Linked DNA regions of Mus musculus: regions 1 and 2 are each linked to region 3. Evidence: chromatin loops called from intact Hi-C (ENCODE). Cell type or tissue: heart. All regions are shown on one strand.

The links. Peaks named below come from ENCODE experiments on the same cell type or tissue, not always from the same donor. Only the 100,000 strongest peaks of a DNase experiment are listed, where the experiment ranks them.
Region 1: it touches region 3 in a loop (6-fold over the local background); 7 of 42 quality-filtered maps call a loop at or near these places.
Region 2: a loop joins it to region 3, with 8 times the contacts of the local background. A loop is called at or near these places in 2 of 42 quality-filtered maps.

The regions. Positions count from the first base shown.
Region 1 is chr2:119,043,462-119,051,461 of GRCm38, forward strand. Knl1 (kinetochore scaffold 1) reads left to right here and starts at 3,658. Exons shown (of 24, transcript NM_029617.3): 1 at 3,658-3,762. n-TSgct7 (a tRNA gene) reads right to left here and starts at 3,370; the gene lies at 3,289-3,370. In heart, a CTCF peak has its summit at 3,717; DNase peaks (open chromatin) are centred at 3,410 and 3,680; H3K4me3 peaks cover 2,696 bases; H3K27ac peaks cover 1,874 bases.
Region 2 is chr2:119,283,951-119,291,950 of GRCm38, forward strand. It overlaps Vps18 (VPS18 CORVET/HOPS core subunit), which reads left to right and starts at 4,792. Exons shown (of 5, transcript NM_172269.3): 1 at 4,792-5,180; 2 at 6,203-6,344. The coding sequence starts at 5,090. It also overlaps the pseudogene Gm14175. In heart, a CTCF peak has its summit at 4,652; DNase peaks (open chromatin) are centred at 4,721 and 5,201; H3K4me3 peaks cover 2,039 bases; H3K27ac peaks cover 1,438 bases.
Region 3 is chr2:119,108,674-119,116,673 of GRCm38, forward strand. Knl1 (kinetochore scaffold 1) reads left to right here. Exons shown (of 24, transcript NM_029617.3): 24 at 1-1,824. Rad51 (RAD51 recombinase) reads left to right here and starts at 4,141. Exons shown (of 10, transcript NM_011234.5): 1 at 4,141-4,361; 2 at 7,639-7,727. The coding sequence starts at 7,641. In heart, no CTCF peak of the experiment used is centred here; DNase peaks (open chromatin) are centred at 88 and 4,008; H3K4me3 peaks cover 2,012 bases; H3K27ac peaks cover 1,488 bases.

The sequences.
Region 1 (8,000 bases), 65 kb before region 3:
CAAAAAAAAAAAAAAAAAAAAAAAAAAAAACCAAAAAAAAAAAACCCAGGAGATGAGTGAGAGCAGACTGATGGATGCGGATGGGGATGTACAGCACGCAGGGGTAGGGATGCTTGTTGATGAAAATGACTTCTGTCCTAGTTTCTTTTCAGTTATGATAAAGCACTCTCACCAAAATCAACTTATGGAAGGAAAGGGTGTATTTCAGATCATAGGTTACAGTCCAACCTCTAGAGAAGGAAGTGCAGGAACTTGAAGCAGAAACTATGGAGAAATGCTACTTGCAAACCAATCAACCAATCAAAAATACATATACATATTTATGCTCAACAAAAATATTTTTAAAATTGTGGAACCAAAAAAAAAAAAAAAAAAAAAAGCCGGGCGTGGTGGTGCACGCCTTTAATCCCAGCACTTGGGAGGCAAAGGCAGGTGAATTTCTGAGTTTGAGACCAGCCTGGTCTACAGAGTGAGTTCCAGGACAGCCAGGGCTACAGAGAAACCCTGTCTCGAAAAACCAAAAAAATGAATGAATGAATGATGGTTCCACAATTTTTTATTTTTTGGTTTCTGGAGGCAGTTGGATCTTTGTCTCAAAAACCAAAACCAACCAACCAACCAACCAACCAACCTACCAACCAAAAATTCACATATATACTTATACAAACTTATGCTCGACTTTTTTTAAAGGCAGAGTCTCACATAGCCCAGGCTGACCTCAAACTGACTGAATAGTTGAGGATATCTTTGAACTGATCTCCAAGGGCTGAGATTACAGATGTGCCACCACACCCAGATCCTTTTTTATTAAAGTCTAATGGCAGGTCTAATAATGACCATAGTTTTTGTTTGTTTGTTTTTCTGGGTTTTTTGTTTTGTTTTGGTTTGGTTTGGTTTTTTCGAGACAGGGTTTCTCTGTATAGCCCTGGCTGTCCTGGAACTCACTACATAGCTCAGGCTGGCCTGGAACTCAGAAATCCGCCTGCCTCTGCCTAAAGGTGTGCACCACCACGCCCGGCATGACCATAGTTTTAAAGTAGTGAATACTGTAATAGGCTGCTTTCTGTTACTACAATAGAATACGCGAAACTGAATGATTTATATAGAATATAAATTTCGCTGGCCATGGCATGGTGGCACACTCCTGTACTTTCTGGACTGAAGAGGCTGAAGCAGGATGTATGATTAGCCTAAGCTAAAGAGTGAGTCTCAGGCTGCTCATAAACAGAGGCATCTGTGGGAGGCACTTGCTCTCAGTTCTGGGGGCTGGAAAATCTGAGAGATGGATGCTCTGTCTGCTGCTCTAGATCAAATTTCTTTTTGCTTTGTTTTGATTCTCCAGTCGGGGCTTCCCTGTGATGCCTCTGGCTCTGTAGACCAGGCTAGCCTTGGAGCTCAGCAATCTGCCTACTGCTGCCTCCTGAGTGCCAAGATTAAAGGCTTGTGTCACTACCCAGTTTGGATCAAATTTCTGACACACAAAATTTGACAGACACTCTCAAACCATAGGAATTCTAAAGCAGTCAGAGTAATATAAAATACACGATTTCAATCAGAGGCAAAGTCACAGGCAATATCACTGAAGCTCATTGCCTTATTTAAAAGTGTTTTTGATGAGAGATTATGAAAATGATTGTCGCTGCCCACTCTTCACCCACAAAAAATTGGCTACTAAATTGTCTGCAAGGCCCCTGAAGGGATGTATGTCCCACCAGGACAGAAAACGGACAGTAAGACATGGCTGAAGAGAACTGGCCAAAAGTGCCCAGACTGTGAAGGTAGCAACATTCCCAAGGGATTTGGACCTAAAATGGAGGAACCAGGAGAGAGGCGTCTGACTGCCTTCCAATCATCAGTGCCACAAATCTTGCTGAAGCACCTGCCCCTGGTGCTGGGCTCTTGAACACTGAGCATGCCCAGTGAGAGGAATGTAAAATCACCACTCCAGGGGATCATTAAGAACTCTTCATGATCTGGTACCATACAGGATGAGGGTTAAACATCATGGAGTCAATAGATGTGGGTTACACTGTCCTGTCTGCAACTTAGAAGCTGTATAGCCTTGGACAAATTAATCTTTCAGTGTAAAACAACAATAATAGAATATGAAGACATCTATCATGATCACAGGGTTCTGCAGAGTCGGAGACACATAATCCATGTAAAATGTATGTTGCTTTTAGTTATGTAAAAAACATTAAGGGTTTTTAAGTGTGAGTTGAATGAATTTGTCTGATGATGTTACAGGAGGAAAATCTCTGTTCTTTTTTCTATTCCTAATCCTTTGGTTAAATCCAGAAGATTCAGCTTTTTGTCTTTTGAAAAGGTAGTCGTGTTCCTCTTCTTCAGTAGTTTCTGGATCATAGCAAGATTTCAAATGTCATGGGCATTTTTGTTTGTTTGTTTGTTTTGTTTTTGGGAGTTTTGTTTTGGGGTGGGGGTGGGGGGATTGAGACAGTGTTTCTGTGTAGCCCAGACTGTCCTGGAACTCATGCTGGAACTCACTCTGTAGACCAGGCTGGCTTCGAACTCAGAAATCCGCCTGCCTCTGCCTCCCAACTGCTGGGATTAAAGGTCTGCGCCACCACTGCCCTGCAAAGGGTTCACTTGGGTTACCCCCCCACCCCCACCCCCACCCCCACCCCTACCCCCACCCCCATGGGCACCTTTTTAATGTATACATTGAAAACAAATCCCATAGCTTGCTTAAGGGCTGGAAGAGGTGGCATTTGTAATGCAATATGGTACTTCACGATCAGGACAGGTATTAAACCCCCAAAATAGCGATTATGGGGGTATAGCTTTGTAATCCTAGCATTTGGGAAGGCGAGACAGGATGATTTTTAACCTGGAGGCTAGACTGCTACACAGTAAAACTGTGTCTCAAAATAACAAAAACAAAACAAAGCCCTCGGAGTAAGAGCTCATTAAAGACTGAAAGCATTCATCTCAGAGCTAGGACATTTCATGTTCCAGACCACCACTGAACATGTCCTGTTATTTTACTTTGTAAGAAATTAAATTCCTAGAAAAAAGTCTCTTTATCTGCTTTTTCTTCATCTGTGAGTCATAACATTCCAAAAGCAGCCTTTCAAATATCTCAATTCCTTCAGCTGATTTCAAATATCAAATTCCTTCAAATTACAATATCACCAACTAAAACACCTCGATGCTGAGACTAATTGTGTTAGATAGAACCTGATCGGAATTAAAACCCGAAGCAATATTTAATCACTTCCATCCTGTGGATTATAAATTCACATTACACTAATTAGCAAAAGACACTTTCGACGAGGATGGGATTCGAACCCATGCGTGCAGAGCACAATGGATTAGCAGTCCATCGCCTTAACCACTCGGCCACCTCGTCCCAGAAGCTAGTTTCTTCCTGGTAGCTATAGGGAGTAGACACAGAGCGCTGTGACGCAATACCATGGAAGTCGCCATTTTGTACGGAAGCCAACAGTGCGATTGTTTACTCTGCAAACACTCGAAAGAAGATGGCCGTTCTCAGAATAACAGAGACGAAGAAAATTCTGTAGAAAAGAAGAAAAACCCGAGGGAACTTAAGTCAGAGCAGAGGAGGACAGAGAAGTTTATGTCTTAGGGGCGGGGCCGGTCTGGAGCCGAAGGGGTGGGGTCTGCGCGGCGCGCAGCACTGAGCATGCGCATCACTAGGGCGGTTAGATTTGAATACTTCAGGGACGTTGAGAGGTGACGTCCGACTCCAAGGAGCGCGAGGACCCCAGACAAGTCAAGCAGGTGGTCGGTGGCGGGTCAGAATGCTCCTTTCCGTTCTGGGCTCCTGAGAGGGCTCGGGTTCTGTTTGAGTGCTGAAGGGCGGGCGCGGGTTGCTGAGGTCGCTCGGTCGTCGGGGCGATCTCGGAAAGGCCCTGCAGCCGACCGGACCGCGCGAGCGCCAACGGCCCGCTCTCCTTCTCCTGGAGCGCCGCGTTTCGCTTCTCCTTTCCCAAAGCCGCTCCATTCCCGGGGTCGTGTCGTCTGCGCGGTGCGCCGTGGGCCTCCGGGTTCGCCCCGCCCATCATCTTTGGTCAGGGCTCCGGGATCCGGTCCCACCGTCTCTCGCCAACTCCTTGTGGTATGTGTTTCTGACCGACGTTCCCTGCTTCCGTGGTCTGAAGGCGACGAGTGAACTTTAAATTGTAGGCTCCGTCCGAGCACAATAATAGAGTTTCGGGTTTCTGCAGGTCCAACATTAGTAAAGACAAATCGGTGTGTTAGATTACATAAATTTCCTTTCCCATCCAAAAGACTTTGGATTCCCTTTGGGAAGAAAAATATTGCCTACTGCAATTTTTAAAATGTACTAGACGTTGTAGTTTGATTTATGCTCATATATTTGAATGCCGAGTCAACTGAGAGTGGCACTGTTTGAAAGGATTAGGAGGAGGGGTGGCCTTGTTGGAGGAGATGTGTTAATGAGGGATGAGCTTTGAGGTTTCCAAAACTCTGCCTGCTGTTTGTGGACGTTCTTGGCTACTCCTTCAGCATTGTGTTTGCTCGCAGGTTCCCCATGATGACTGCTATATAAGTCTCTGAAACTGTAAGCAAGACCCCCAATTAACTGCTTCCTGCTATAAGAGTTGTGGCCATGGTGTCTCTTCACAGCAATAAAACTGTGACTAAGACAGAAGTTAACAGAGATAAAGCATGTGGCTAAAACCCAAAGCAGCAGTTTATTCTAGACACCAAGGTTGACCGTTAGTTTTCATTTCAGTTAAATTGGTTCCGTTGAGTCCCTTGTATGTCTCATAGGTTCATTGTCTTGTGCTAAAGTAGACTTCATGGGGATGGCATTTCATTGGTCAGATTGTTGGAGAGATGATTTATAAATATGGAAGGAAATATATCGTAAGGTATTTGGTCATTAAAGGTTAGGTTCAAGCAGTGTACTTCTTGACTATGTGAATGGCTGGAAACCTTTACAAGTTGATAGATGTAAATGGAGTAAAATGTTTGGGATGGTGATATAAATGATGTGTTTGATGCTGAGAATACGAGAAGGTACTGATTCTAGATACTGGATCGAACAAGCGTTTCCAATAGAATTTTCTGTGATAATAATATTCTATATCTGCACTGTCCAACATGGTATCTATTAGCAGTCATTTTTGGCGCACTTAAAATATGGTTATCAAAGAAATGTAGTATGATTACCAAAAACTTGAGTTTTAATTTGTTTCATCTTAATTTCATTGTATATAATCATTCAATTTGACAGCACAGGTCTAGAGTCTGTATCAGTGGAGTCTGAATCAGTGAAAATGTTTGTATATTTTGGTTGTATAAATTCAGGAATGGACAAAGAGCCAGATAGTATTTAGGCTCTGCTTGCTGTGGGTCAGTATGATGGTCTCTGCTACATGATGTTTTGGTGGTGATGTTTATTTTCTTCAGTTAAAAGAAAGTTCTCAAAGGTTGCTTTGGCCCACTGTTGGTCTGCAGACCCCTGGATTATTTAGACTGGTGGCTCAAACTTTTTGGTTCAAACAGTCCAAAAGAAATACTTAATATCCTCATTTTTATATAGCTTGGTTCAATAAATTTAATGAGTATGTCCTAACAACTTGGTAGCCATTTGGTAAGTGTAAGTTGAAGGAAAAGATAATAAACTTTTTTCTTAAGTAATCAAGTTACTAATTAAGTCCACTAGCTTTTATTCATACCAGTTGCCAAAGCTCTTACTTCACAATGATACGGTATTATTGATGGTAATGTAGATAGATAATATTTTGAATTAGTTCATGCAGTGCCTGATAGATTTCAAGAATGGCTGTTAAAAAAACTAGTAGTATCCAAAAACCTGTAAGTATATAAGTAAAAACCTGTAACTATATGCTATAAGTATACCCCTAAATGCCAAATGTAGTTTTCTAGACAATCAATAATTAGTATGAATGTGATCAAAAGCATTTTATAAGTACGGTTTATTACAGTGGTTTAGGGGCTTGACCTGTTTTGTTAAAGGTGTAACACATGGGTTATATAATAAAATACACATTTAATGAAATTAGAGACTTCCAGAAAGTTTTGAATCTCATTGGTTAAGTGGTAACTAGTTCACAAGTTGGAGAGGAATGGTTCTCAAAGACTTTGAAACAACAATGGTTTAGGTTACCTTGGGTTAATAGTTCCTAGTAGTTACCTGTTTTGAGTACAGAACTTAAAACTATTCCTGTAAAAGATAAGCTGAACTTGAAATGATTTCTATAGAGCAGTGGTTCTTCAGCCTTGCTAATGCTGTAACCTGTTAATACAATTCCTCAGGTTGTCGTGACCCTCGAACATAAAACTATTTTGTTGCAGCTGGGTGTGGTTGGCACACACCTTTAATCCCAGGATTTGGTAGGCAGAGGCAAGTTCTAGGCCAGCCTGGGCTATAGAACTAGCTCCAAGACAGTCAAGGCTACACAGGGAAGCCCTGTGCTGAAAAACAAAAACAAACAAAAGTTTGTTGCTACTTTATAACTAATTTTGCTACTGTTATGAGTTGTAATATAAATATGTAATATGCAGGGTATCTGATATGGGACCTTTGTGAAAGGGGTTTTTGGTTCCCAAAGAGGTCACAATCCACAGGTTGAGAATCACTTCTATAGAAGAGACAAATGTACTAGTTAATAGTTGTAAGTGCTGCATGTTTACTTGTGAAGGGGACTCATTCAGAAAATAGCCATTGAGCTCCTACCATTTAAAAGTACTGCTAGACCATAACAGGAAACTCAAGACACACCACTTTATTTTCATAACTTTCTGCTGTGGTAAAGGTATTTGAGCGAAGTGATAGAAACACCCGTTAATATATAACAAGTTATATAACAAGATTTTAAAGTACAGTTGTAATGCTACCAAGAAGACTTTGTCTTTCTTGCCAAGAGAGAATAGCACTTTATTAGTACACTAATTTGTGGAAGAACTCTGTATAGGACTAGAACAGCGAGTGTGGCTACTAAAATCAGGAAGTAGTCAGGAGTAATGAAGTCTGAGAGACAGCCAGAGACCGTCTCTTCTAAGCCTTATAGGTCCCAGTGAAGAAGGTCAATACAGTAGCAAGCAATTGCTTTAAATACATACATTTATGAGCTGAAGAGATAGTTCACTAATTAAGAGCACTGGCTGATCTTGAGAGGAAGAACCTTGATTCAGTTTCTTTTTTTTGTTTTTTTTTTTGTTTTTAGGTTTTTATGGATTCTTTGAGTTTCATATTATGTACCCCCATCATGTTCTGCTCCTCTCCCCGTCCCCTCATATCAGCCTTTTGCTCTTGCATCCTCCTCCAAAATAAAACACACACACACACAGACAACAACAAGTCCAAAACAAAGCATAGAAAACAGTAGAGACGGTAGTAGTATGTTATAGTGTGACCCACAGTACATCCCTCTGACCACACATTTCACTTGAAATGTTCATTGCGATCAGTCATTGGTCTGGTTCAAGATCTCTGGCTTCTGTGACACCATCAGTATTGGATCCTCTTTGGGACTCCTCCCAGTTATTCTGTTGTTGTCCTGTATCATGGAGATCCTGCAGCTTTGGATTCTGGGGTGGGCCATCTCAGAGCCCTGGATCTGGGTCTAAGTGGTAACAGCTGATCAGCTCATTAGTTCTCCCTTAATTACACCACCGGTGCAAGCTTTCTACCACTGCTCTGGCTAGGCCGGCCAATACCACCATCAGCAGGAGGCAGGGTCAGCTCTCCTGCTCTCATGCTCTTGGGACTAACTCACCTGTGCCCCTTCCACCAGAGCCAGCTCCACTGTGCTGCCCAGTCAAGGCATAGGGCCCACTCTCCCAAGTGCTGCAGCCTATGAGGGGCTGGGACCGCTCTCCTGCTCTCACACCCTTGGGGCTGGCTCATCTGAGCCCCTTCCATCAGGGCCAACTTCACTGTGCTGCCCAGGTGCCCTGTTCTTCTGAGCGCTAGCCAGTGAGGGACAGGGCTAGCTCTTCTGCTCTTATGCCCGCAGGGCCAACTC
Region 2 (8,000 bases), 180 kb after region 3:
TGTCTCAAGGCTCTCCCTTCAATGAGAAAATAAAACTCTGCCTATTTCCTGACACTGTAGGATGAGCTCATTTTTTTTTTTTTTTTTTTTGGAAGTGTTTAGAGAGTACTCTTCGAGAGTAGACTCTCACAGCAGCTCCTTCTTGGCCAAAGCTGGTTTTCTCAGATGAGGTCAAGACTCTGCCTGAGAACTATCAAACAGATTTGTCAGGTAAAGTAACTTTCAGAGGTTTGTCTTCTGTGAACCAGATGAAAAGGAATTCTGCGGCCCAAGGTGGTTTGTTGGGTGAAGGGGGTAAAGGCCTTGATGTCAAGTTGGATGGCCTGAGTTGGGTCCCTGGAACCACACAGTGGAAAGAGAACTGTCTGCCACAAGTTGTCCTCTGTCCTCCACACGCACAGTGACACATGCCCTCATTCACCCCAGTGTGCACGGCATCAATAAATGTAATTGCTTTTTTAGATGTATTTACTTTTGATGTGTATGAGTATTTGCCTGGATGAAAGTATGTGCACAGACTTTAGATGCCCCTGGAACCAGAGTTACAGATAGTTGTGAACCACCATGCTAGTGCCAGGAACCAAACCCAATTTCTGTAAGAGTGCTCTTGCTTGCTTAGCCTTCTCACCAGCCCTCTAGTTTAAATTAAAGCAACAAACAAACAAACAAGTGATGAAGAATTGCATGAAGGAAAAGTAAACTTAAGAAAATAATAGCCGGTTGTGGTGGTACACGCTGGTAGGATTTGCTGAAAGAGGCAGAGGCAGGAGGATTGTGAGTTTGAGGCCAGCCTAGGCTACACATTAGCCTTTCTGGTGGTGACAACCTCCCTAAGAGAGCAGGCCTCGAAAAGGATCTCTTTCATCCCTCTACTGAGGAGAAGAGGAAATGCAAGAAAAATCGCCTGGTGCAGAGCCCTAATTCCTACTTTATAGATGTGAAATGCCCAGGATGCTATAAAATCACCATGGTCTCTAGCCATGCACAAATGGTAGTCTTGTGTGTTGGCTGCTCCACTGTCCTGTCAGCCTACAGGTGGGAAAGCAAGGCTGACAGAAAGACGCTCCTTCAGGAGGAAGCAGCACTGAAAGCCCCTGACTCAAGATGAGTGGGAACCTTCCCAATAAACACATTTTGAATATAAGAAAAAAGAAAATAATAACAATGTCTAAGGATTAGCCTTGTAGCTCAGGCCTGCTGTCCTAGCATTCAGGAGGCAAGAGAGTAGAATGGTCATGAGGCTTGTTTTGGGGGTACAGAGTAAGGCTTGGTCTCAAACAACAACAGCAATAACAAACTGGACATGGTAGTACGAGTTATGTCATAGTTCTCAGGAGAAGCATCAGGAATTCAAAGTCATCTTCACGGATACCTGGTAAGTTCAAGGCTATCCTGGGCCACATAGTGAGTTCTAAGTCTGCTTGGGACACATAAGACCCTGTCCCAAAAAGCAAAATATATAAAGCGTATATATATTTTTAAAAGATTTATTTATTGTATATAAGTACACTGTAGCTGTCTTTAAACATACCAGAAAAGGGCACCAGATCTCATTACAGATGGTTGTGAGCCATCATATGGTTGCTGGGAATTGACCTCAGGACCTCTGGAAGAGCAGTCAGTGCTCTTAACCGCTGAGCCATCTCTCCACTCCCCAGATCCCCCAAATCAGTTGTTTTGTTATCTCTTGTCCTCTACTTGGTAACAGTCTGACATTTGGGCCCAGTCTTGTTGTTGTCAGTGCTGGGGCTTGAATCCAGACCTATACACTTCAGGCTCAGGGAACTGTTTGTTTGCTTGTTTTATATATTTGTTTGTTTATTTAATATATGTGAGTACACTATAGCTGTCTTCAGACACACTAGAAGAGGGCATTGGATCCCATTACAGATGGTTTTGAGCCACCATGTGCTTACTGGGAATTGAACTCAGGACCTTTGGAACTTACTATGAAAACCAGACTGAACTTGAATTCATGGAGAGGTGCCTGAATCTACATTTTTTAAAAATCTTTTTTAATTATTTATTTTGCTTTTGCTTTTCGATGACAGGGTTTCCCTGGCTGTCCTGGAACTCACTCTGTAGAACAGGCTGACCTGGAACTCACAGAGATCTGCCTGCGTGGGATTAAAGGTGTGCCCCACCACTGCCTGGCAACTCTATTTTTAAACAGATTCTTCCCTGGGCCTGGAACTCCCTCATTGTTAGATTGGCTGGTCAGTCGGTGCTGGGAGTCACCTGTCTTGTCTCACAGCAGTGCTGGGGTTTCAGAGGCTTGCTTTGTTGTTTTAATCACTCTGTTGGGGTCAAAGGTGTGTGTCACCTTACCCTGCCAGATACCTGCCTTAATGTGGCTGCTGTGACTCCTTCCTCAGCAAGCACTTTACCCACGGAGCTATCTCCCCAGCCCTCCCTGGTTTTGAAATAAGGCTTCATGCAGCCTAGGCTGGCCTCTACTTTGTTCTTACAGTCAAAGATGAACTTTTTCTTCCTCTTTAAAAATTTTACCTACCTTTCTTTCTTTCTTTCTTTCTTTCTTTCTTTCTTTCTTTCTTTCTTTCTTTCTTTCTTTCTTTCTCTCTCTCTCTCTCTCTCTCTTTCTTTTTCTTTCTTTCTCTCTCTCTTTCTTTCTTTCTTTCTTTCTTTCTTTCTTTCTTTCTTTCTTTCTTTCTTCCTTCCTTCCTTCCTTCCTTTCTTCCTTCCTTCCTTTTTCTTTTTCTTTCTTAAAATTGAATGCTTCAAGAATTTCCAAGCACAGGGGCCTATGCTAACCTTCTCTGTATTGTTTCAATCTTTTAGTATGTATGCTACTATAACATGCCCCCCCCACTGCTCTCTCTTATTCTCTTATAATTTTATTTATTTATTTATTTATTTATTTATTTATTTATTTATTTATTATCTATATTTATTTATTGTTTTTTTTTTTTTCCGAGACAGGGTTTCTCTGTGTAGCCCTGGCTGTCCTGGAACTGACTCTGTAGACCAGGCTGGCCTCGAACTCAGAAATCCACCTGCCTCTGCCTCCTGAGTGCTGGGATTAAAGGCGTGCCCCACCACTGCCCGGCTTCTTTTATAATTTTGACCTTGAGATTCTAACCCTCCTATTCCCACTTCCTGACTGCTGGGACCATAGTCACCATACCTAGTTCTGTGCTGTGCTGAGGGCCTCATCCTATGAAACTAAACAAACCCTCTTGTCTGCCAAGTAAGCTAGATCCATAGTCTCCAATTTCATTAAAATCTAAACCTTTTCAATTCAACAGCAAATCCAAGGCTGAGGATGGAGCCCACGATGTAGCACTCACACAGTATCTGTGAGGCGCTGGGTTTGATTCTTCGGGTCTGGATCTTAATTTAGTCAACAATCCGCTATTAAATACTAGTAATATTTAAACACAAACTCACCACTCAGTGATTTGTATAACATCCGACTGTCCGCACACCGTTAAGAGATTTTTTTTTTCTCATTTTATAAATGTAGAAACTGAGCCATGAGAGAGTTCGTTTATGCAAATGTCTAATAAACATTCACTAGTTAGTTATTGGTGACTGCCCTGGAGCAGGTTACAGGTAAAGCTGGGGTTCCCCAGTAAGTTCCCTAGCAGTGCCCTGAGCTCAGTCATGTGACCTCCACCCCCTCTCATTTGGCTCCTCCTCTGTTCCCACCAGCCAGGTCTCCAGCTGTCCCCACACTCTCCTTCATCTGCCTGCCATACCTAACCTGTCACTAGGTCTCTGGTGCCTTCCTCTGAGATGGTCTCCCACTTCCCAGCTCTCTCTCTCCCGGATGGATACATAAGGCCTGTCTTCTGCCTCAGGTCTCATGTCCTTTTCAAACACCTGCTTCCCAGTACCAACATCAGATCTTATCCCCAGTTATAGCCTCCAGTGGATCACACGATAGCTTCCACAGTCTGCCCAAGGCCAGCCCCGCTTCCTCTCCACCCCATTACACGGCTTATAGGGTTTCGCTCGTGACTTTCCTGAAGACTATATATAACCCCCTTTTCTTTTTCTGATACTAGGGCTTGATCCTAAGGCTTCCCACATGCTAGACAAGGACAGTCAACATCACTCAACGTATAGAGTGCCTGGAAGTAGCCTGCTTCAGTTTTCCCGGTGACCCTTGCCTCTCCCCCTACACTAAGGAGCTACTATGAGGCAGCTTACTTAACCTGGCCATTGCGTTGTCAATTTCTTTCTGTTTTGTTTTCTGGGGGTCTGTAGCCCAGTCCTTAGTAATCCTCCTGCCTCAGCCTTCCCACTGCTGGAGATTAAATTTTGTATGGTTTTCTTTTTGCGGTGTAAGGAAAAAAAAAAAAAATCCAGGTCTTATACCCGCTGGGCAAGGTGCTTATGCACCACTGAGCCACACTTGTGACCCATTCAGCTACTTCCTCTGGAAGCTAGGGGGCCCTGGGGTGAAAGAAGGGACACTCAGACTGTTCTGCCTGTGCCTGTGAAGGTGGACTGAGGCAGCAATTCGATTGAGGAACAGGAGGTAGTGTGACAGATGGAGGAGCACCGCCGGCCTTTCAGTGACAGTCTGAGGGAGTGAAGTCTGAGCTGCGGAAGCCTAGGATCCGCGCAAGCCTGTTACTGGACGCCGCTGGGAAATCCCGGGCTGCCTCCTAGCGCCAACATGAGGAACTGCAGCAGCAGGGTGGCCCGCAAGCGCTCCTCCCCCGCCGCGCCGAGTCTCCGACAACGCCTCCTTGTGGAGGCTCAGGTGCCCAGGACTCCAGTTAACACTCGCGGCTGAAAAACCCGGAAGCACGTCATAAGCACGCGTCACGGGGGCGGGAGTCAGCTGAGCTGCCTGGGCGAGGTTGTGATTACCTGGGATCTGCTAAGGGGAGCCTATAATCTCTTGGGACTGGAGCTGGGGTGCAAAGCTGCGCCATGGACTAGTTGGGGCTCCTCGATCGTCTCGTCCTTCACAGAGAAAGCGAAAAGGGCCCCAGAATTTTTAAAAGGTTCTCAGGATCTGTCAGACGCTGGGGAAGCACAACTTGCAAATCCAGGACGACCGGGGTCCCAGTTGTGACCCCCAGCCCCCAGATCAGAGATCCAGAACTTGATTGCCATGGCGTCCATCCTGGATGAGTACGAGGACTCATTGTCCCGCTCGGCCGTCTTGCAGACTGGTTGCCCTAGCGTGGGCATCCCCCATTCTGGTAAGTTAGAAGAGGCCGCCTCTGCCCCTTTCTGTTATGGTAGCATTTACGGGGGAGAGAAGCTCTAGAGCTTGCAGCGTGTGTTTAGGATCTAAGCCCCAGGCCTTTCTTGTCTTGCCCAGCTTGTCATTGGTCGAAGTTTGAAAGAGCCACAGGAACAGCCTCGTGATCTAGGCCTTAACTCAAAGGTCCTTCAAAAGAGGGAACTTGGGCTCAGATAAGGAAGTACTTGTTACTTTTGTCTATAGGCTGCAGTTGGGAGAACTGAATATAGGTTCCAGGCTTCTGTGTCTTGTTCTATGGATTTTTTTTAAAGCTTTTGGAGTCTGTGTATGTGTTCGTTCCCACCAGACTTCATCTTGAGGTAGCAGAGGAGGCAGAATGAGCACTGAACTTGGTGGAACGTGAATGTTATAAGTGAAGGAGGGTCGATCCAAAAGGGAATTTTGTTACTGAACAGGAACAATGGAGATGATTGTCCCGGGGTAAAGCTGGCTGCAGTTTAGAGTGTAGGAGAGCAGCGCAGGGTTACCCACACTATGATGATATTGCAGCGGACTATCGAGAAAGCAACTGTAGCCTATGAACTGGACTGATAGGACTGGGTTCCCAGAACTCTCTACATACAATGGAGACTCACTGAACCATACTGTGTGGACAGCAAGGAAGGGACTTTAGTTTCTCTTGGCCAAAGACCATAAGGGAGAATGCCAAAACCATCCTCCCTGTACTGTCTCCCCCCACCCCCGTTACCACTGGGAACGTGCATATCATGATACAACCTCATCTCAGGCACAGAGAACCAATCCCTTACTACTGTCACAAGTGTGGGAAGAGCCCAGGACCCTTCCAATAAAGACAACCAGAAAACTATTTCATGTTGAACTCTTTATGAACCAAGACCCTGTGGGTAGGAATATACTTGGGAAGCAGAAGTATCAGCTAACACTGGGGTTTCTCTGGGTTTCTGGGTGCCTCACCCCCCTCTGGACGCCTTTTTCTCTTGTCTTCCCCACCTATAGGGTATGTAAGTGCCCACCTGGAGAAGGAGGTGCCCATCTTCACCAAGCAGCGGGTTGACTTCACCCCCTCGGAGCGGATCACTAGCCTCGTGGTCTCCTGCAATCAGCTCTGCATGAGCCTGGGCAAGGATACACTGCTCCGGTAGTATCTTTGGAGACTTTTAGCTGACTAGGGTCTTTTTCCATACTTAGCAAATGACACAATAGCTTTTCAGGAGATGCACTATTCCTTCCCAAAGAGAACCAGTGTGGTGGCTGAAGATCAGAGAGAACTATGTTCAGATTCCACCCATGCTGTTGAACGAGTCAGCTAATCATTCTGGTCTTTCAACAGGGGGAAAGGTGCTCTCAGCCTCCCAGAGTTAGCCACACAGATCATTGGGACAGTCTGGAATCCTGAAGTATGTCCGCTATTTGCCAAAAGTGTTGACAGCGTTGTTTATCATTTGGGATAAGCCATCTGGAATAAGACAGTTAGACCTCTGTCCCACAAGGATGAATCCCAGCACGAATAGTTATTAGAACAACGGGTGTTGGGATTGTGGCCCAGTGATAGAGTACCTGGCATTCCTGAGGCCTTGGGTTTGATTCCCGGCACTGCAAATGAAATGCTGTAGATAAGTGAGGCTGGAGTTCTGTTGGGAGAGTTCTTGCAGAGCACGCTCAGTCCTTGATTAGATACTCAGCATAGCAGAACCCGGGTATGGTGGTGCACACAGTGCTTGGGAGGTGGAGGCAGGAGGATCTCAAGTTCAAGGTCATCCTTGGCTTCATTGTAAGTTTGGAGAGCCTGTTTTAAACAATCAGACTTAAGTGTGTGGCACATGCCTGTAGTCTTAGCACTCGGGAGGCTGACAGAGGAAGATTGGGAGCCAGCGCTGTGCTGCATAGTGAGACCCCTGTCTCAGACAAACGAAAAAAGGAACAAACCTCTTAGAAACGAGTAAGATGACAATTTATAAGAAAGGCGAGTGTATACAAAGCCCACAAGCAGTGCACCCAGCAAGAACTTCAGGGATGGTCAGCCAGGAAAGAGCTTTCTTTGTAAGTGTGAGAACCCAATTTCAGATCCCCAGAACCCATGTAAAAAGCTGCACTCCGGCAAATATGTAACCCCAGCTCTGGAGTGCATTAGAGACAAGTGAGTCTCGGGAACTTGCAGGCTAGCCAGTCTGGCCAAATTGGTGAGCTCTGGATTCAGTGGGAGACCCCTATCCCAAAAAATACAGTGGGCTGGAATTTGCTTACATGCGCGAGAACACATACACACACACAATTAAATAAGATGAATATTTAAATTATATTCTATTCTGGGTGTAGTAGTACACACACATCTTTAACTCCGAATACTTGTCAGGCGGATCTCAGAGTTTAAGGCCAGACTGATACACAGAACTAGTTTCAGGTCAGCCAGGGCACAGAGAAACCCTGTCTCGAAACAAAGCAAACAAACAAAAAAGAATGAAGTGCTCTTGACCAATGAGGCATCTCTCCAGGCCCTTTACCTCCTTCTAACACATGGAGCACAGGGATCAAACTCAGACATCAGGTGCGGAGTCGAGAACCTTGACCTGCTGGGTCGTCTCACCAGCCCCAGAAATGTACTTTGGGAGTAGAGGCAGCAGAATCAGAAATCCAGGGTCACCCTAGGCTACACAGGAAGATCTAGGCCAGCTCAGTTTACATGAGATTCTGTCTGCCTCAAAAAAAAAAAAAAAAAATGGGACAGAGAGAGTGCTCATCAGTTAAGAGCGCTGGTTGCTCTTGTGGAGGCCCTGAATTCAATTTCCAGTGCCCA
Region 3 (8,000 bases):
GAGCTACTGGAGAGGAGACATTGCCACCGCGGACAGCTCCTGTGGTGCTAATTCATGAAGTTCATAGGCTGAGGCAGGAAAGGTGCCACCACCATGGACAGCTCCTACGACTGCACCTCTAGCTAGTAGCAGGCAGAATTGGGAAAGGATGTGTTGCCACAGTGGAAAGCTACTCGTGACAGTATCAGGGTAAGACATGGCTGTTTGGCAGGTACTGGCATTTTAACAGCTCATGTTGAGGCATCTTATGGGTAGGTTGGAGCAGGAAGAAGGAGCCAGCAACTGCTTTGACAGCTTGCCCAGAGTCTACATCTACTACACACCAAGTCGAAGGCCAGCCTGGGCTACAGGAGATCCTATTTCAAAAACAGAGACCGAGGATTTCATTCAGGAGAGTGTTCATCTAGCATGCACAAAACCCTGGGTTTGATCCTAAGCATCTGTCTAAACTTAATGTGGTGCACCACAGTGGTTATACTTTTTATTGTCATTCAGACGCCTTGTCAAGTTCTTCCAGGCCATAGCCACCGCCAGTTCTCCCTATTCACAAATTGTGATATGAGCAAACACAGTTGTACACAAGAGATTATCCTAACATCTCTCCTTTATAGTCCAATAAAAGTCTAATTTCTCTAATGCCAATTAACTACATACAATAAGAACAATAATGAGAACTGTCAGGTAGGAATTACATTCAGTGTCTAATCATCTCTGTTTGGCAACTTTGGAAAAAGTACCCCACTATCCTAACTTGGTGAATCTAAAGTTCTGTATTTAAATCACTTTCTACCATAATTGTATGAATCAACCTAAAAACATCATTATTCTCATTGTATGATAATATCAGTTGTGCTGAGGTCTGGGGCCCTGTTAACAGTAGCAATGAAAAGATGGCTAGCTATGCAGCTATCCTAACACCATTTAATAAAATATTTTACCACTATTGATTGGTGATGCCTTGATTATCATATACTAAATTGTTAGTTTTTTATCATTTCAGTTTGTAGGAGGCAGAACAATGAACCCTTAATGTCTACATTTGTAACCCCAGAAATGTAATAATGTTACTCTGTTTAGCCATAGAGGTTTTGCAGATATATTAGCTGGGCAGGCATGCTATCACATACCTGTTAATCCCAGCACTCAGGAGGCTAAGCAGAGAGGATTGTTCCCTAGGCAACATACTGAGACTGCCTTTAAAAAGCAAAATAAAATTCAGAGAGAAGATTACATTCCTGCTGATTCAAATCTGATTGAGCTTGCTTCCCTGGAACTTCAGGTCATTGGGTTACAGATGTGGGTCAGTTGAATACTTGCCTAGTTCAGGAACTCAGAGTTTGATGCTCTGCTCAGTACTACATATACCAGTCATAGTGGTAAGTTCCAGTAGTCCCAACACTCAGAAGGGTCCAAGTTCCAAGTATCTTCATCTACAATGCAAATTTGAGGTAAGCCTGGGCTACATATACCAATTAAAGAACAGACATGACTAAGATTGTATAGTTCAATATTTTTCCAATTACAGTTATATTTTTAGGAATTGTTGGTTCTCTTTTAGAATTCTAGTTCATCTTTTTTCCCAGTTCTTAGGTTTTTGGTTTTTGAAGAAAAGTACTCAGACTAGTTTAAGCATTTTGGGATGTATGGGTTGTGCTAAATTACCAAAAGCAACACCCATGCTGCTGGGCCTCTGAAGAAGTGGAAAGATCTGAAAAGTGATAAGAACGAAAAGCAAGTTTTTGGGTCTTGGGGTATTTGTTTCTTCTACCCCTTTCTATCTCAATTTAACTGAGAATGAATAAACCTTTTCTTGTTTGACAGCCACTGGTGTCCTTTGCCTCTTAAATTTCTAAGCTAAGATTTGCCCAGATTATAATTCTAATTTCCAGGAGGAGCAATTCATTTTTTACCTGCTATCAATCAGTTTGTTTCTTTCTACAACCAAAATGCTTCTTGAACTGGTCTGTCATTGTCAAATATTTAACTCAAACCTCTGTCTCACCTGAAATACTTTTAAGAGGGATTTAGCTCAGTGGTAGAGTGCTTGCCTAGCAAACACAAGGCACTGGGTTAGGTCCTCAGCTCCAAACCAAAAAAAAAAAAAAAAAAAAAAAAAGTTTCATGGAGGAGATGGCAGCTGCCATGAACCCTGGCTACCTGAGTTGAATCTTGAACTTCCATACGTGGTAGAAGGAGATGACTGACCTTCAAGTTGTCTTCTGCCCTCTACTTGTGAAAACAGACACACACACAATGTATTTTTAAACCAAACCAAACCATCCTTTGACGTAAAATAGTATAAGTATAAAATACAAATTTTATCCACTTTAAAACTACTCACAACAGGCAGTGGTGGCGCATACCTTTAATCCCAGCACTTGGGAGGCAGAGGCAGGCAGATTTCTGTTCAAGGTTAGCCTGGTCTACAGAGTGAGTTCCGGGACAGCCAGGGCTACACAGAGAAACCCTGTCTCAAAAGAAAAAAAACTACTCAGCCCTGTGGGCACACACCTGTATGGGGTTGGGAAAAAAAAAAAAAAACAAGCTACATGGGAGTCTGAGGCAGGAAGATTCAAAGTTTAAATGTCACCCTGGGAAATTTATCCAGAGAAACTTAACTAAGGTGTCTCTCAAAATACAAAGTAAATATACATCAAGAATGGTGGCTTTTTTTTGTGCAACCCCAGACGTTGGGGAGCTGAGTCCAATCTGGGTTACAAAGAACCTGTCTCAAAAATAATTACCTGGGGCTGGCGAGATGGCTTAAGTGGTTAAGAGTTCCCACTGCTCTTCCGAAGGTCCTGAGTTCAAATCCCAGCAACCACATGGTGGCTCACAACCATCCGTAACGAAATCTGATGCCCTCTTCTGGAGTGTCTGAAGACAGCTACAGGGTACTTACATATAATAAATAAATCTTAAAAAAAAAATTACCTAGGGCTGAAGAGATGGCTCAGCAGTTAGGAGCACTGAGTCCAGTTCCCAGTAACCACATGGTGGCTCACAACCATCTGTAAATGGAATCACAACCATCTGTAAATGGAATCTGATGCCCTCTGGATGTCTGAAGACAGCTACAGTGTACTCATTAAATATAAGTAATTTTCAGCTAAGCATGCAGCTACGTTGTTGAAGTGCTTGTGTGGCATGCATACAATCCAGGATTCAATCCCCAACACAGAACATAGTAATGTTCCAGCAGTACAGGAAACAAAGGTGGGAGAAGGATTGTCATTCTTGGCATAGAGTTAAGGAGCCGGGCGGTGGTGGCACACGCCAGCACTTGGGAGGCAGAGGCAGGCGGATTTCTGAGTTCGAGGCCAGCCTGGTCTACAAAGTGAGTCCAGACAGCCAAGGCTACACAGAGAAACCCTGTCTCGAAACCAAAAAAAAAAAAAAAAAAAAAAAAAAAAGAGTTCAAGGAGTATGAGATCTTGTCTGAAAACACCTAGATGTATAACAAGAAACATACGAAGTTCCTGGCAAACTCCACAAACCTTTACTTTATTCAATTTTGCTCCTACTTTTCTGGAGTAACCACTACAAAGCGAGAGAAGAAAAAAAACACTAGAGAGTGAGTTATTTCGCTTTAGTTTTTGGTAGTTTTATGAATGTATATATTTAGATTATATCCACCGGTCCCAACCCCCGCCCAATTAAAAGGTTTTTTTTTTCCACCTCGCTGATTCCCACACTGGTTTTCTAATCGCTGGCTCCATTCGCAGGTTTTATCTTTATTCCAGCTTCTTCATCTCTGCCGCCCACAGAGACCAAGAGAACACCTGGTTCCAAAGCATACCATCCCAACTACCAAAGATCCACACTCTGCCAGAACTGGCCAAAGCCTTTCTGACCGAAGTCCACATCCGCTGTGCAAGAAGTTTTGCAGAGGTGCTTCCGCAGCAGTGCATTCTGGGTTATGTAGTCCTGGGCTGATCACATCGTCTTTGCAGACTTGTAGTCCTCAGTCGGGTAACCAGAAAGGCCGGATCAGAACAATCATAAAGGAAGGGAAGAGTGACCCTACGAAATCACTCGGCTTCAAAGCCGTCCGGCATGTCCGTCAGGTTCGCAGCAGAAGCGGAAGTAGGTATGAGGCGGGTCGGAGAAAGGCGTGATGACGTTGCAGCGATAGGAGCGTGAGGATTTGGCGGGATTTCCGAAAGTCGCGCGCCGTGCGCAGATCCGCGCCTGGGCAAAGCCGAGGCGCTCCCACAGGTGTGGCCAGGAAGACTGAAATTTTTCGTAGAAAACCTGACAGAGGAGCAACGAAGCGCGTTCGAGCCGGGTGAAGTGGGGGGAGTGTGGTGTGTGCAGAGCCGGCTGCCCGGAGGAGCGAGCGGCCCGTGGCCGCGGGACAGGTGAGTGTGCGGCGCCGGCGCACCCCTTCCATGGCCGCTCGGCTTCTTGAGCCGGCTCAGGCCAGTGCTCCCGTAGCCAGCTTTGTGGGTCCCCTCTACGCTGAGAAACCGGAGAAAGGCGGAGCAGGGCGACCAACCGACCGACGCTAACTGACCCACTGAATTCGTTGTGGAGAAAACCGACCTGTACTTCAAGCATTTGTTTTGAGACCCGAGGTCACGACCTAGGCTGGGCAGGGCTCGAACTGCTACCCTTAGTCTCCCAATGCTGGGATTTACAAACTTTCAGGTTCACTTCTGTGGTCCGGACGCAGGAAGCTGAGATCAGAGAAAAGTGCTCACAGCTGTTACGTAGTAGGGCCAGGGCTAACAGATTCTTGGTTACTTTAAAATGAGGGTAGTGGCTGGTCTCTCTGGAGACTGAAGTAGAAGGCCCCAGAGTTCAAAGATTGCGTAAGCAAAAGAGTAGCAAAGACCGAGAAATAAAACAAATTTCTAAAGAGAATCTTGGCTAGATGACTCACCTATATAATCGTAGCACTTGGGAGAGGCAGGAGGATGACAGTTTCAAGACCATCCTGAGCCACAAATGGAAGAGCTGTCTCAGAAAAGGAAAAGTGAAGAACAGGGGCTGGAAGGTGGCTCTGCTGTTAAGAGCACTTGCTGCTCTTCCCAAGGAACTGAGTTCAGCTCCTGTACCCACATGGTGGCTTACAACCAACCATAACTCCAGTTCCAGGGGATCCAGTGCCGCCTTCTGACCTCAGATACCAGGCATGCTTGTGGTACGCACACATGTATGCAGGCAAAATTCTCATGAACAAAAAAGAAATCTAAAAGGAACTTCCAAGAAATAAAAATAAAATGAAGTATAAAATACAAAGATGTATAAAATACAAGTGTATACGTGAGTGAATACAAAGTGAATATATTGGGGGCTAGAGAGAGGGCTCAGTGGTTAAGAGCACTGACTGCTCTTTTGAAGGTCCCAAGTTCAAATCCCAGCAACCACATGGTGGCTCACAGCCATCAGTACAACTGCAGTGTACTCATATACATAAAATAAAATCTTTCAAAAACAAGACAACAAAAAAAGAATGTATCTATGTAATCACTAATAGACTGCTGTTACCATGCTATAAACCTCTTGTTATCCTTCCTGGTTTTAGTATTTCCCCCTCACCCTGATGGCTGAACAGTGATTTCTAAAACTGTTCACTAAGGTGGCCTACCTTTAAAAGGCATTATTTAGGCAGGATCTGATTTTGTAACCCAGAAGCTAGTTTGGAACTCGGGATCCTACTGTCTCTGCCTTGTAGGTGCTGGGACTACAGGAGAGTACCACTGTGCCGGCCATATTTTTGGTTTTGTTTTTTTTTTTTTTGATCAAGGATCTTGCATTTTAGCAAAAACTGACCTTGAACTCCCCATCCTGACTCAGCTTCCCCAGCTCATCTTCGCCTGTTTTTAAATTTCATGTAAATATGTCAGTGGTATTGGATGTTTGTTCCATATGCTTGCCAACACTTGATTTTTTTTTAATTTTTTGATTTTTTTAATAATTTATTTTATATGCATTTGTGTTTTGTCTGCATGTATGTCTGTGTGAGGATGTCAAATCTTGGTGTTGTAGACAGTTGTGAGCTGTCATGTGATGCTGGGAATTGAATCTGGGTCCTCTGGAAGAGCAGCCAGTGCTCTCAACCTGAGCCAGTCTCAACACATATTTTATGAAGGTCATATAGTATTTTATGAACTTGGGAATGGGTGTGGGGGCTGCTTTTTGAGATAATTTAACTATGCAGCGCAGCCTGCCCTTAAATTTGTGGTCGTCTTCCTGACTCGCCTTCCAGGTGCTAGGGCAGTCATGGACCTCCATACCAGGCTTTTTTTTTTTTTTTTTTTTCTTTTTTGACAGGGTTTCTCTGTAGCCCTGGCTGTCCTGGAACTCACTTTGTAGACCAGGCTGGCCTCGAAGTCAGAAATCCGCCTGCCTCTGCCTCCCAAGTGCTGGGCGTGTGCCACCACTGCCCAGCTTGAATGATTTCTTTATGTTTGTGTTCTGATTTTCCACCTCTGATTATGCATCTAATTATGTATATAACAAATAATTTCTCTACAGTTTTGAATTTTTTTTTGAGATAGGTAATCCATGCTAATCTCAAACTTGTTATACCCCAGAGGATGAATGGCCTTGAGTTTCTAGTCTCCTTACCTACTTCCCAAATGCTGGGATTACAGACATAACTACCATGCCTGGTTTTATGCACTGCATAGCTTCAAACTCAGGGCTTGGTGCGTGGTAGGCAAATGCTACCAATTGATCTACATCCCAAAGCCCAAAGTTATGAGTGTAAATGTTGTCAGAGCTAAGGGTTTATTTCGGTAGTTATTTAACCTGTCCAGGAACCGGAAATCCATCTTCATCGCTGACAGTAAGATAAATACACTCAGTTTCTTGTTTGCTTGGTGGCACTGAGGATTCGCCCTGGTACCTCTTTTTCATCTCCTGGACAAGGACCGTTCCATAGGCTGCTATATGTATTTCCAGCCTGCGTTTTCAAGGCTGGAAATACTGTTCACTTTTAGATTGTTGTTGCTGTACGTATCTAGTTCAAGAATTCCTCTGTTCCAAGAAGATGGAAATATTCTCTTTTGGAATTTTACTCATCCTGTAGTATAGGAAGAGCTTGGAACTTGCTGCTTTGTGAAAAAAAAAATTTTTTTTTAAATATATTTTGAATGGGCTGTCAGACATGCCTGGGGTGTGTGTTTGTTTGTTTGTTTGTTTGTTTGTTTGTTTTGGTTTTTCGAGACAGGGTTTCTCTGTATAGTTCTGGCTGTACTGGAACTCACTCTGTAGACCAGGCTGGCCTGGAACTAAGAAATCCGCCTGCCTCTGCCTCCCGAGTGCTGGGATTAAAGGCGTGTGCCACTATGCCCCGCTTGTTTGTTTGTTTTAAGCTTATTTTTATTTTATGTGTTTGAATGTTTTGTTTCTGTGCCTGAAAACATAACACTCCTGTGTCGTGTCCGCATGGTCAGAGGGGGTGCTGAATCTCCTAGAACTGAAGTTATAAACACATGAATTTCCTTGTGGGTGCTGAGAACTGAACCTGGATGCTCTCTGTAGAGCAGCGGTTGCTCTTAACCTGTGGATAGGGAGGGCCAGCTGCAGTTCTTCAAAGGTGTGTCGGGAACTAAACTTGCACTTCTTAATTACCCCCGAATGTTTCTCTAGTGTTCACTCATACTGGCGGCTGTCTGTGTTTTTTAGTCATGGCTATGCAAATGCAGCTTGAAGCAAGTGCAGATACTTCAGTGGAAGAAGAAAGTTTTGGTCCACAGCCTATTTCACGGTTAGAGGTATGTTCTTAGTTGCTAAGTATTTTCTGACAATGCTGTAATAAATTGTTCTACCTAATGAAAAAAATTAACCTTTACAGAAATTAAATTAGGGTTTCAGGAGGTTGTCAAGGTTTCTACAGAAAAGCACAGGATTGTAGCTAAAGATGTCTGGTCAAGTCTCTCAACAATTCTCTTCCTACTCTGTTGTCTCCCTAAGAGCTGAACTTTAGAAACGAAGGCCTAGGATCCCCCAGTGGAATCTCTGTGCTACTTATACTAAGTATAAAAATG